Linked DNA regions of Homo sapiens: region 1 is linked to region 2. Evidence: chromatin contacts called from ENCODE Hi-C or POLR2A ChIA-PET data. All regions are on one chromosome and are shown on one strand. Each heading gives the region's core, a stretch centred on a gene start or an enhancer-like site at or near the end of the contact. The rest is flanking DNA. Distances are from core to core; before and after follow the strand shown.

Region 1 (6,618 bases), core at 3,815-6,314, 260 kb before region 2:
GATAAATCTTGCTGAAGCAACAAAAATAGCTGTGTCATGCAGAGATGATAGAATTACCTTTCACCATTACATCAGAACAAAAACCTCCAAGAAAGGCAAAATTTCTCATTCTCCCATCTAACTACATTCACAGGCAAATCCCTAAAATTCAAGCCAAATTACATACAAGTATTTTACATAGCTTTTTGCATTTAGAACATCTGTTAATTCAAAATGTGGTTGATGAATTAACGGCCTACAACGTTCCTTTAAAACCAAACCACCTAAAAATCAATTTATTCTTACATTTAATAGTTTTTTTTTTTTTTTTTTGAGACAGAGTCTCGCTCTATCACCCAGGCTGGAGTGCAGTGGCGCTATCTCGGCTCACTGCAAGCTCCGCCTCCCGGGTTCACACCATTCTCTTGCCTCAGCCTCCCGAGTAGCTGGGATTACAGGCGCCCACCACCACGCCCAGCTAATTTTTTGTATTTTTAGCAGAGACAGGGTTTCACAGTGTTAGCCAGGATGGTCTCGATCTCCTGACCTTGTGATCTGCCCGTCTCGGCCTCCCAAACTGCTGGGATTACAGGTGTAAGCCACCGCGCCCGGCCATTTAATTGAACTTAGTAAGTGTCTGTTACATGAGTACTATGTTAACCACTATTATAGGAGATTTTGGAGAAGTATAAGGCATGTTATCATTCCTTAATGTACTTATAATTTCATTGAGAAAGGCAGTGTACACATTAAACAGCTAGTTGAGCGAATTTGGCAATATCCTAAACATTGCTGGGCTTCTATTTCCTCACTGGTAAAATGAAGGAGTCAGAAGAGATGATTCCCGAGACTCTTCTAGGTCTCAAGTTCTATAAACCTTTCAATGCCTACGTAGAAAACAATCCAAGATAATATATGGTGAAGTCCAGATAATATATGGTCAAGTCCATATATTATATTGTATTTATTGATAAATAATCAATACGATAGGAGGTCAGAGAAGAGAGAGATCAATTTTGAGGTGGCAAAGGTTTTCTGGAAAAAGAAACTTCAGCTTGGACTTGAAGGACGGGTAGAATGTGAAAGGGGCAGGAGGTGGTCACTGTTTACTAAGAGTGCAGAGGGCTTGTGCAGGGTGACTGGAAAAATTCTTGATTAGGGACAGGGAAGATGAGTTTGTATTTGTCTCTGTGGATAAAGGGATTATATGTTGTCAAGTGGTGGATTTAAGTAGGGGAAGTGATATGACGACTTGGTGACATGATCCTATTAACCTGCAAGTCAGATCACACCATTCTCTTCTCAGAGCCATCCAGCAGCATCCCATCTCTCTCAGATAAAAGCCAAAGTCCTTGCAAGGGCTTGCAAGGCTTTGCAGCATCTGCTTCTTCCACCCCTATCAACTGTCGCCTTATGTCCTCCTCTCCCACACCAGCCTCCTCAGAGTCTTCCTCATATACCAGGCACACTTCAAGCATTTTCACATGCGTTTCCTCTGCCTAGACTGCTCTTTCCTCAGGTATCTCCATGTTTGGCTACTCCTTCATGTAATTGCTCAAATGTCACTTTTCAGTGAAGCCTTCCCTATCACCGTATCTAAAATTGCAGCCTACCCTTTCCATACACACAGGCTCACACATGAACACGCGTGCAGGCATGCACACACACACACCCCATATACCTCCTTATCTCCCTTCCCTGCTCTACTTTTTTCATTACATCTACCATATTCTACCATGTGATATGATTTATTTACTTTCTAAAATGTCTCTATCCACTGCCCTCCTCCCTTAGGTAGTATAAACTCCATGAGGAAAGGGGGTTTTGTCTGCTTTATTCACTGCTGTATGTCTCAAGCCTAGAACAGTGTCTGGCCTAGAATAGGGGCCCAGGAACTATTTGTCCAGTGAATGAAGGCATGAATATAATGAAAAAGGTGTGAAGTCATTAACCTCACAGATTGAACTGCAAAGTGGAGGGCCTAGAGGTTATGAAAACTTGGACTAAAGGAAGGCAATGGGAAGAAAAAAGGAGCTGACTAGGAGAGACTTCATCAAGAAATAACAACCAGGGGCTGTTAACTATCTCAGTGTTCAGGCCTGGATTAAAGGAAATATATTCACCATGGGAATTAGGAGAATGTTAGGGGCAAAAGAGGAACTGAAAATGTACTGAAAATAAAATGATGCATAGTTTTATAAACAAATATCAGTCAGATTTAACTTCAGTTGTTTCCAAACATAATTGATTGCTATTTTCTTCCTGCTTACATTTCTGAGAATGGCTAAAAGGAAACTAAAAAAGAAGGAAGTGGGAAATGTGTAACGTGCCATACTTTCCTTTTAAGGCAACTTCAGCCTGAATGCTGGGCAAAGCCTCCCACATTTCACAATTTGTTCTCTATCAGCTCTCAGGAACACAAAATACAGGAAAGACAGATCCTGTTCTTCTGGTTTTTTTTCTTTTCTTCTTCTTCTCTTCATTATGTTTTCTCCTCCCCCAAAAACAGTAATCAGAGCAGATGACAAGAAATCTTTTTAACATCAGCCTTGGTGTAATAAGCATCTTGGAAATGGAAAAAGCAAGAGGGGATGTGATGAAGTCTTTACCAGTCTGTGCAGATGTTAAGACTTTACTAGAGCCACAGCAAGAAAGTACTATTTATGTCAGGTTAATATCTTATTCATACATTTCTTTAGAAATTATGAAGGCATAGTACATTAACATCCAGTCATCCAATATTACTTAGAATCATAGGTGATACCTTCAGGAAAAAAAAGGTGGATGATCTTATTTCCTGATTGAAGAAATCTCAAGTACAGTTGAGAAGCCATATGTGGTTAGTATGTACTTAAGATATGAGCTTTAAAAGCAAGTCCTACATTTCTGCAAATTCAAATTTTACTATTACCTCTTTTAAAATTCAGTGTTTTTTAGAGGCATTTGCTTAATTAAGTTTGATTCTATACTTATTTTTCTGCCTTTTAAATACATACCCTAAATTAAAACTAAATCAGTGGTTCTCAACTAGGGTGATTTTTTTTTCCCTCCAGGGCACATCTGGCAATGTCTGGAGATAGTTTTCACGACTGTGGGGAGAAGAGGGTGTCACATCCATTAAACAGAGGCCCAGGTACTATGGTCTGAATGGCTGTATTCCCCCAAAATTCATATGTTAAAACCTGATCATCAATGTGCCATATTAGAAGGTGGGGCTTTTAGGAAGGGAATCAGGTCGTAAGGGCAGAGCCTCATGAATGGGATTTGCCCTTATAAGAGTTCCTGGTGAGCTGCTTCGGCCCTTCCACCAGGAGACATGCAGCAAGAAGGCACCATCTATGAACCAGGAAACAGGCCCTCACCAGACACTGAATCTTGATCTTCAACTTCTCAGCCTGCAGAACTGTGAGAAATAAATTTCTGTTGTTTATAAACCACCCAGTTAATGGTATCTTGTCATAGCAGCCCAAATGGACTAGGGATGCTGCTGAACATCCCAGAGTACGCAGGACGGCCCCCGCCACAGAGAAGAATCTAATTTAAAATGCTGATAGTGCCGAGGGTGAGAAACTCTGGCCTAAATCATCTCTGATAGAGATCCCCAAATTATGATAAAGCAATAACCATTTTAGTCCAAGTGTGTCCTTCACATAAGACTAAGGAGTGGAAGAGTGGAGCTCTGCAAATTGCATTGTTTAAAAATGCAGTCAGACCCTACTTTGGAACATTCTGCCCTTACTGGTAATACTAATTATGAACATATAGATTAAGTCTCCAGATAAGAATTAAAAGGATGTTCTGGCCAGGCGCGGTAGCTCACGCCTGTAATCCCAGCACCTTGGGAGGCCGAGGCGGTTGGATCACCTGAGGTCATGAGTTCGAGACCAGCCCAGCCAACATGGTGAAACCCCGTCTCTACTAAAAATACAAAAATCAGCTGGGTGTGGTGGCATGTGCCTGTAATCCAAGCTACTCAGGAGGCTGAGGCAGGAGAATTGCTGGAACCCAGGAGGCAGATGCTGCAGTGAGCCAAGATCTTGCCACTGCACTCCAGCCAGGGCCACAGAGTGAAACTCCCTAACAAAAAAACAAAAAACAAAAAACAAAAAAAAAACAAAAAAAGGATCTTCTATGCTCTTTTCTGTTCCTACACAGAAATTACAGGAAATTCATCACAGAATCAGTGAACACCAAAGCTGAAAGGGACTGCAGAAGGTAGCACAATGGATCCTCTCACTTTACTGATGGGAGGGGAAGTGGTGCAGACTGAGGTCACAGTCTTGCTTTCAGGCCCCAGCTGGTCAGTTTCAGAGCTTGGATTAGAATTCACTCCATCCCTCAGGTCTGTGCTCCTTCTCCTTGACTCGGAAGCAAATGTGAAGAATGGAGCCCAAGAAGGTTACAAAAAAAAGTCTTTGGACCAAAGTCTCTCTCTTGATTTCAGCCTCAAAGGAAGTGAGCTAATGTGGAGATGCATGGCACTCCTGGCTCCCCATCTTTGGGAGTGGTGAGCCTCCCAAGCACAGGAAGATTCAGCACCAACTCTAGCTGCAGATCTATCCCAAGGCCCAGATTGCATTAGCCAAGACCTCTCCAGGAAGCCTGTTGGAGTGAGCAGAGAAGAGCCTCAACAGGTGGCAAGTGGTCTCAAGTGCCACTTCTCTCTGAAAGGAAAGTCCTGCAAAAATGAAAATCTGCAAATGCTTTAAAAACGAGTGGCAGAGGATGGCGTCTCTGCCCTTTCTCCTCCTGGGTAAAGGGCAGTTGACCCTCACTATGTCTTCCAAATGCCTCCCATGACTTCCCAGCATCAACCACATCAAAAAAAAAGAGAGAGAGAGAGAGCACACAACTGCGCTAGGCATTCACAACATTCTCTTCCTTCAGGGGCTCCAATCTGGGCCCTGGCAGGTTATCAAAGAGACTTGGGTCTCTTTGTCCCCCATCCCTAATCTGTCTTGGTGTCTCTCTTTGGCCCTCCCATGGATGACATCCCCCCCAGAGACCTTGCCAGTCAGCCTGCCCACCTGGCCTCCCCACAGAACTGGCTATATAGCAGGAAACGGATTTGCCACTTCTCCATTTCCAGATGGCACTGAAACAAGTACACATCCTCCTTTCACTTTCAAAGAGCTCTATGACTACTTTCAAAGAGCTCTATGACTACTTTCAAAGAGCTCTATGACTAGTTACCTTAGAGAAACTGACAGAACAAAGGAACAAGCCTGCTTATGTGGTACTAGTAAAATCATAATATCAGCCACTACTTATGAAGCATTTTGTATGTGTCCGGCTCTGTATTAGGTGTTACACCTGCATTATCTACAAGCCTTTCATCAATCCTGCAAGGAAAGTATTAGTTTTACTCCCATTGTAAAGGTGAGAGAACTAAGGATTAGAATGATTTGAGACCACAGAACTTGTAAATAAAATTTTAAACATTTTGGTCTAAGTTGCCTTTCTCTTCAACATGCTAGAAATGAGTCTAGACTTACCTGGCTCATAGCTCCCTCTTTAGCTCTTTTACATGGCATTCATTTAAACATGCCTTCTCACATTTTTCTGCTTGGAGGCAGAGCTTGTCCAACCACCCCTCCATAGACACCACTGCCTCCCAGCTCCATTTGCCCCTGTCTGCTGAGCTCCTTCTATACTGTCCACATGTGTTCTCTAGTTGCTGCTTTAGCTCTATCCATGCCCAGCCACTAACAGTTGGGTTAGTGGTTGCTACGGTTTGAATGTGTCCCCTCAAAACTTCAGGTGTTGCCAATGTGACAGTATCAAGAGGTAACAGGGCCTTTAAGAGGCCATGAAGGCTACTCCCTCATGAATAGCAGTAAGGCCCTTATAAAAGAGGCTTCCCACAGTGTTCAGTTAGCTTGATCTTCTACCTTTCTGCCATGTGAGGACACAGTGTTCCTCCCCTTTAGAAGATGTGGCATCAAGGTACCATCTTGGAGACAGAGAGTAGCCCTCCCCAGACATCTGAACCTGCTGGTGCCGTGATCTCGGACTTCCCAGCCTCTAGAACTGTGAGAAAACAAATTTCTGTTCTTGATAAATTACCCAGTCCTGGGTATGTTGTTACAGCAGCACAAAATGGACTAAGGCAGTGGTTCTCTGGAACAACTGCCAATAGTAAGTAGGAATATCCCATTGTCCCACCCAGGGTCTAGGTGAGTACGGACAGTCTCAGGGCTTGACTGAGCACTGAGCTATTTTCTCTCTGGACTATCTTACTATCTGTTTGGCTGGCCTGCTACAGAGCTTCTGGGATCTGGGCTCTCCCTTTATGCATTCGGCATCTTCCAGAGGCCAAGCCCAGCCCGGACTCCAGCTAGCTGTCTGGAGGCCCTAGTTCAGACAAGCCTCTTTATCTTAGGGCTTGAGGCCTGGCTTCTGGGATCCCTCATGTCATCTGGAAGAAGGATCCTGTTGGCTTTACAACCTCAATACCCACAGACAATAAAGACTGGGTCCACTCTAAGAATCAGTTGTCACCCTCCACCTTGATCCCTGAGAAAATTCCCTTCCCCCACCCTCTGCATACACACCTCCTTTGGCCATTACTGTGGCCTTATTTTGACTTGATTTTTTCCCCCAGTCTCTGAAGCTTTGTGAGAGTTTTGGCTAAGACAT
Region 2 (5,945 bases), core at 3,216-5,715:
TGTGGGCCAGAGCTGGCCCTTCTGGCTCTTGGGGGAAGGGCTGGCCACAGCGTTCTGTTTCCAGGCAGGGCTTTAGCGTGGGTGAAGGTGCATGGCGCAATTTGGGAAGAGGAGGGGAGATCAATACACTTGGAAAGGGCACCCAACCCTAGAATCACCAGCCCCGTCAATCTAAAGCTGGAGAGGGCCCTGCAAGGGGCAGGTGTGCCACCTGGGGCTGCCGCATTGCCCCCACCCACCTGTGCCTCCCAGCCCAGGCTCCTAATAGTCCCACTGAGCGCCAGCCAGGCCAGGAGGACTGCCCTGTCATGCCCAATAGCAGCCTCCGAGGTGGGAAGCAGCTGGGAGTCTGCTGTTGAAAAGGAGCTGCTCATTTTACAGGGCAATTTCCCAGGGATGCCTGCCCTGGCAGTAGTGGCTCAAGTGGGGCAGACAGGAACATCTTCGAGAAGATTCGTTCTTTCTGTCTGAGCTTGGGCAGTCATGCCATGGCCAGCAGCAGCCAGCTGTCTATTATATTGGGTTTCCCATTTGCAGACCTCTTTGTTTCAGTATTAAAAAATCTCGGGAAACTTTTCTGGCTGAGTGGTACTGGGCAGGTACTCGGGGGCACTTGCTGGGAAGGAATAATAGCAGACAGGTTTGGCAAATGGGATGCAGAGAATTAAGTCGTTGTTGGATATGTGTGAACAATGGGGTTGGTACATTATCAGCTATAGCTTTTCTGTGTCTCTTCATCAGTTTCTAATAAGCTTTACAATTTAATTTCCGACAGGAAAAAAGTATCAGTTTAAGGTGCTCTTTTGGTGTTCAACCCATGCTTTCTCTTCTGATTCTTAAGCCTGGCTACACTTTAGAAGCTCATACAAGCTCATGTCCGTAATAGCATCACGACGCAGCTATTTCAGCCTGCAGATGACTTGTGCAGCATGACTGGATCCTCCACTTAGAGCAGTCTGGAGGGCCCAGTGACGCAGTAATATGATTTTCGGCAGGTTTTTCTTCGGGCTTACAAGGAGGAGCAAGCTTAACAAGCAAACAGTCATGCCTGAGTTCTCACTTTCCTGCAAACTTTACTTGAGAACCTCAGAGATGAGAGTTGCTTTAGAAGCCTTCCTAGAGAAGGAATATGGAGAAGGCACCTGTAGCCCTGTGAGATCAGTAAGTGGAGGGGAAAAAAAAAAAGATGTACAAAAACAGAAAGAGAAAAAAAAGCCAGTCTTCAGGGTTATAAAAAATGAAGTTGGGAAGGATAAGCGCTGGGTTTCAAGGCTTAGATTATTCTAACTCTGTCTGTAATTACCTGCATGGAGTTGGCAGTTTACTGACTTCTTCTAGTTTAGGTTTTCTCATTTGTAAAATAGAGGAGATTATACCATTTCTCTGCCATTCTACCATGGGGAAGCGTGTGTGTCTGTGACTGTGGAGTGAGGGGGAGAGAGGAAGCATGCTAAAAACGTTAAAAGTAGTGTAGAAATGCATTTTGCAGTAGTAAAGTTAACTATTGGTAATAATAGCATCTACTTGTGCACCTTCTACAGGTTATCTGTTTATATTTAAATGAATCATTAGGTCCAGCCATGGAAGTGGATTTAATGAAATACTGTCGACCAATGAATGAAGAAATATAAGTACTTTTTCATCTTCTTATTTTGAGAGAAAAAAATCATATTTTCTGTAATTTATAAACCATCAGATGAAGTTTTATTTTACCACATAAACGCAACTATGAAGGTTTTCGGGCCTCTTCCAGCATCTCCTAGTGCTTTCCAAAGATGTTCCTGACAGTCTGAGAGCAAGGTATCATGTATCATTCTTTCCACCAACAGATGGAGAAACTGAAGCATGAAGAGGTGACGCGAGGTCACCGAGGGAGCAGGTGATGGACTGGCTTCTGGTCTCTTGCTCCAAACCCTGCTCCAATTTGTCTTTCTTATAAACAGCCATTAATAACTTTATCTCCAGGCTGAATGCTGCCAACCAGGACCCACAACGTGCTGAGCATTTGTATGCAAATGAGCTCTCCACCATCCTGGGGAGAACACAGGGTGCTGAACAGGAATGGAGGAAGGAGAAATAATTGTTACTACTGGAGTCTAAAACGCCATCCAAACCCAGACTCACAGTGAAATTCCAGAAATGAGGAAGTAATGAGTGTTAAATTCAATATCATCAGTCAATCCACTACTAACAGATCAAGATCCTATAAACCTAATGGCAGGACTTCCTAAACATTTACTTTATTTTTATATATATATTTTTTGAGACGGAGTCTCAGTCTGCTCCCCAGGCTGGAGTGCAATGGCATGATCTCGGCTCACTGCAACTTCTACCTCCCGGGTTCAGGTTCAAGCGATTCTCCTGCCTCGGCCTCCCAAGTAGCTGGCACTACAGGCATGTGCCACCACACCCAGCTAATGTTTGTATTTTTAGTAGAGACGGGGTTTCACTATGTTGGCCAGGCTGTTCTCAAACTCCTGACCTTGTGATCCACCTGCTTCAGCCTCCCAAAGTGCTGGGATTACAGGCGTGAGCCACCGCACCGAGCCACATTTACTTTATTTAAAAATCTATTTTTGACACTAAGAGATTTTCCTTCCTTAATATCAGAACTGTGCCAAGAATTAGATGGATGGCAAAATAATTAAAATTTCATGTTAATGTTCATATGTTGTGATCATGCGTATCACCATGTATAAGTCAACCAAATGCTTAGGTTGATGGAACATTCCTATTTAAAAATTAAAGTTGTGACCCATTTTCCTTCACATATTGTCGGCTCAAATATGTACCTGTTCCCTTTAGGCTTTCAGCCCGACTCAGCCACTAGCTTTGTGACCTTCGGCAAAGGCCCTGAACCTCAATCTCCTACTCTGCAAATGGGAGCAGTCAGGTTTGTCTCAGATTTTTTGCAAAGGCTAATTGACTTCATGTTTGTAAAAGTATTGGAAGCAACCCCTGGCACGTAGACAGTGCTTAGTGAATACCATTTCCTTTTTCCCCCTTTGAATATGTTTGTTATGAAATGCTTGAGTTTTTGGAGCCAAGGTATACTTTTATATACCTTGCTCACAATTCTATAAGGTAGCTAAGGAAGGTACAATTCTATAAGGTAGCTAAGGAAGGTGCAATTATGCCTTTCATATATAGAAGAAAACTCTGTCTCTGAGAGGTAATTTGCTCAGAGTCAGGCTGCAAATTGGTGCAGAACTAGAAGCCTGGCACCCTAATTCCTAGTCCTGTGATCTTTCCATTAACTTTTTATTGCCACCATTGCCTCCGCCTCAATGAAAGCTCCTGTTGTAGCCCACCCCAAACCAATTCCAGCTCCCAGGATGTGGCTCCTCGGTGCCTCTTTCCACCCCTCCCTGCACTGTTGCCCTAGCTTCAACTCCATCCCATTTTTCAGTGACTTCCCTCTACCTCTACCTGGGTCTGGATGCTCAGAGACTAATCTACATAGTGTATGAGTCCAAATGACTTTGGGAGGAAGGTTCTTTTAAACAAAAGAGGTTGAATTAGATACCACCATACATATTGTGTTGTTAAATATCTACAGCATGATAAAATCATTCCAAATGTCACCAATCCCTGGGGAGTTTATTAATAATTAAGCATTTTTAGTTCACTTAGAAATGCAGATTCCATTTAACAACAGAATGTACACTAAATATGTCCATTATATTGCAGCTTGCAGCAGAATATGTTAGAGATCTCAGCTGGGTTTCTCCAGGACAGATGACAAAGTTAATGCAGGTATCAGTCTTTCCTAAAGGTGGCAGAGGAGCCAAAAGCAGCATCCTGGATTGGTTTATAGGGTCTGCATTTATTAGGAGTGTTTATTAGGATGTCTAATAATGGAAAAGACAACTTGGCAAGGGTAGGAGTGGATTGGAGGAGAGCCGGGAGAAGCCCAAAGGAAATGGGATGATCTCGAAAAACAAAAGGAAGGGCAGCAACCCAGGGTCTGTGGTGTGTGAATCATTTGTCCACACACTGATTTTTAAGGTTTTCAAGGAACAGGCAAACAAAGCTATCATTTTATATGTTCCACTTGCTTGGAAGGCCATTTACATTTTTTTTGGCTTATTCCGGAAAGATAGTCATGGTTACACACACACACACACACACACACACACACTACACACACTACACACATGTACTCCACACACACACACACACACTTCACACACATGCACACACACACTCACATATACACACATGCACAAGCACTTTTCTTTAAAATGCAGTTTTATTTCCTGGGCAAGGACAGAACAGCGAATATCAAGAAAGGAAGAATGGGGAAGAAGGGAAGGGCAGGAAGGAAGGAGTGGAGGGAGGAAGGCAGGCAAGCAAAAAGGCTGGCAACCTTCTTTGTCTCTTCCATAGATTTACTGTTTCTTCCTAGGCCCACCAAAAAAGGTTCCTTTTGAAGGTGATACAGAGGAGGGAGGAAAAGAGAGAGAAATTGAGATAAAGAGGAAGTGGGGCGCGGTTGTGGTGAGATGCAGGGAAATGAGCTGATCCAGGCATTAGTGTTGGAGCTCTCGCTCGCTGTGCAATGCAGGATCTTGGGCATGTTATTTAACTTCTCTGTCTAGGCCCCTTTCCTACCAGCAGAAGTTTTCATGATCTTACAGACTCCCTCTAGCCTTCATGTTCCAGAAACCTAGGCTTGAAGCAGTGAGAAGGCCCCTTCTTAATGATACCTGAAAACTTTGCAAGCTTTTAGCAGAAAATGACTGTGGATAAATACTTCTATTTCCTCGTTTTCCAAACGGAAACTACATTGCAAGCTATGCCACTTCTTTCCTCTCTCACTTAAAGCACCTGCCAAACTAATAAAAGAGTCATAAATTTAGTTGTAAGGGCTCCAACAAAAGAGAAAATCCCCGCCTACTAGGGCAGCCAGGCTGTCACCAGGAAGTAAAAGCTGCAGCGGAGACTGCTCTTGTGTAGAGTGTAGCCAGTCTGGGTGCTGGAGGGGCAGCAAGGCCGAGAAGCAGCACAGAATGAACATGGGCAAAGGACTCAGCTAACACTGCAGTTTCTTAATTTCCTTCCTGAGATGATTGGGGTTCAGGGTCCAGTGAGTACCGCCTCAAAGGGACTTCCCGGTCTGAAAATGGTGTGTGCATGTCTGGGGACTCACTCCCCAGGTGTTCTCCAAAACCAACACTTTCTGTTGTTTGAGGAGAGGGCAAGGAGTGTTATTTATCGCACAGCTGCCTTGGGAGAATTAGGGAGGGAGCTGAGCTTCAAAACAGCTTGTGAACTTAGAGACTAGGAAATGGTGGAGAAAGATGACTTAAAGCCAAATAGATTAATAAACTCAATTATCTGGATGGTTTTCATTAGCCACTGGTTTTCCTTTTCTGAAAATCACGGCTGTTTTTTCCTGCTATGAACCAGCACATCCCCAGTGAGAACAGTGTTTATTATATTTCAACATTCACAGAAGCAGGTGGTGAGCTTTCCCATTTTGCCTTAACACAGACACACACATATCACCACCACCACCAATAACAACCTGATAATGCAAAGAATTGCTTTGCTCTGTCTCTTTAAATAATCTAAAAATACTCCTTGGGTACCATCAAGGCTAATCATCACAATTATGCTTATAACCAAGCGGGTACCACCACCTATGGTCCATATGTTGCTTCAGATAGGGACTGCAGGGTCATATTAGATAGGGCATGGCCTCACTCTTCAGCAGGATTAACAGAAGATGTGTGCACGTGTGTGTGTTTGTGTGTGGGAATTGTTACCAGGTTTAGCTCCTGTAATTTCTCACACTTTAGGTTCCTGGCATAGAAAAGCATCTTTGAAATTTCTAGGGTTCTAAGCATAATCACAGATTTTTCAAGCTGGCAGGAGTAGGGTCCAACCAACTCACTGTGTAGATGATTAAACTGTGGCTCCAAGAAGTTAGCAGATGAAGG

Evidence for each region. A loop is a pair of places that touch in the nucleus more often than their neighbours do. ChIA-PET counts read pairs that join two places held with the same protein, here RNA polymerase II (POLR2A). Pooled maps may share reads with other maps.
Region 1: a loop to region 2 is called in a pooled map, with 4 times the contacts of the local background. The contact joins two enhancer-like sites. A Hi-C loop is called at or near these places in 8 of 50 pooled maps. POLR2A ChIA-PET finds 5 or more read pairs at or near these places in 6 of 52 experiments (H1, HEK293, PC-3 and 3 more).

What each region holds. Positions count from the first base shown.
Region 1 is chr4:139,973,812-139,980,429 of GRCh38, forward strand. All of the region lies in intron 1 of MAML3 (mastermind like transcriptional coactivator 3), which reads right to left. Among named protein-coding and RNA genes, the nearest start is that of MAML3-AS1, 150 kb to the right of the region's middle. RefSeq lists an enhancer at 5,294-5,343. Within about 2 kb of position 5,065, at least 2 of the 41 ENCODE cell types and tissues checked have a DNase peak (open chromatin) inside an H3K27ac peak, as active enhancers do.
Region 2 is chr4:140,238,571-140,244,515 of GRCh38, forward strand. LOC124900784 (a long non-coding RNA gene) reads left to right here and starts at 1,032. Exons shown (of 2, transcript XR_007058280.1): 1 at 1,032-1,161; 2 at 1,542-5,349. RefSeq lists a silencer at 4,884-5,073. Within about 2 kb of position 4,466, at least 20 of the 41 ENCODE cell types and tissues checked have a DNase peak (open chromatin) inside an H3K27ac peak, as active enhancers do.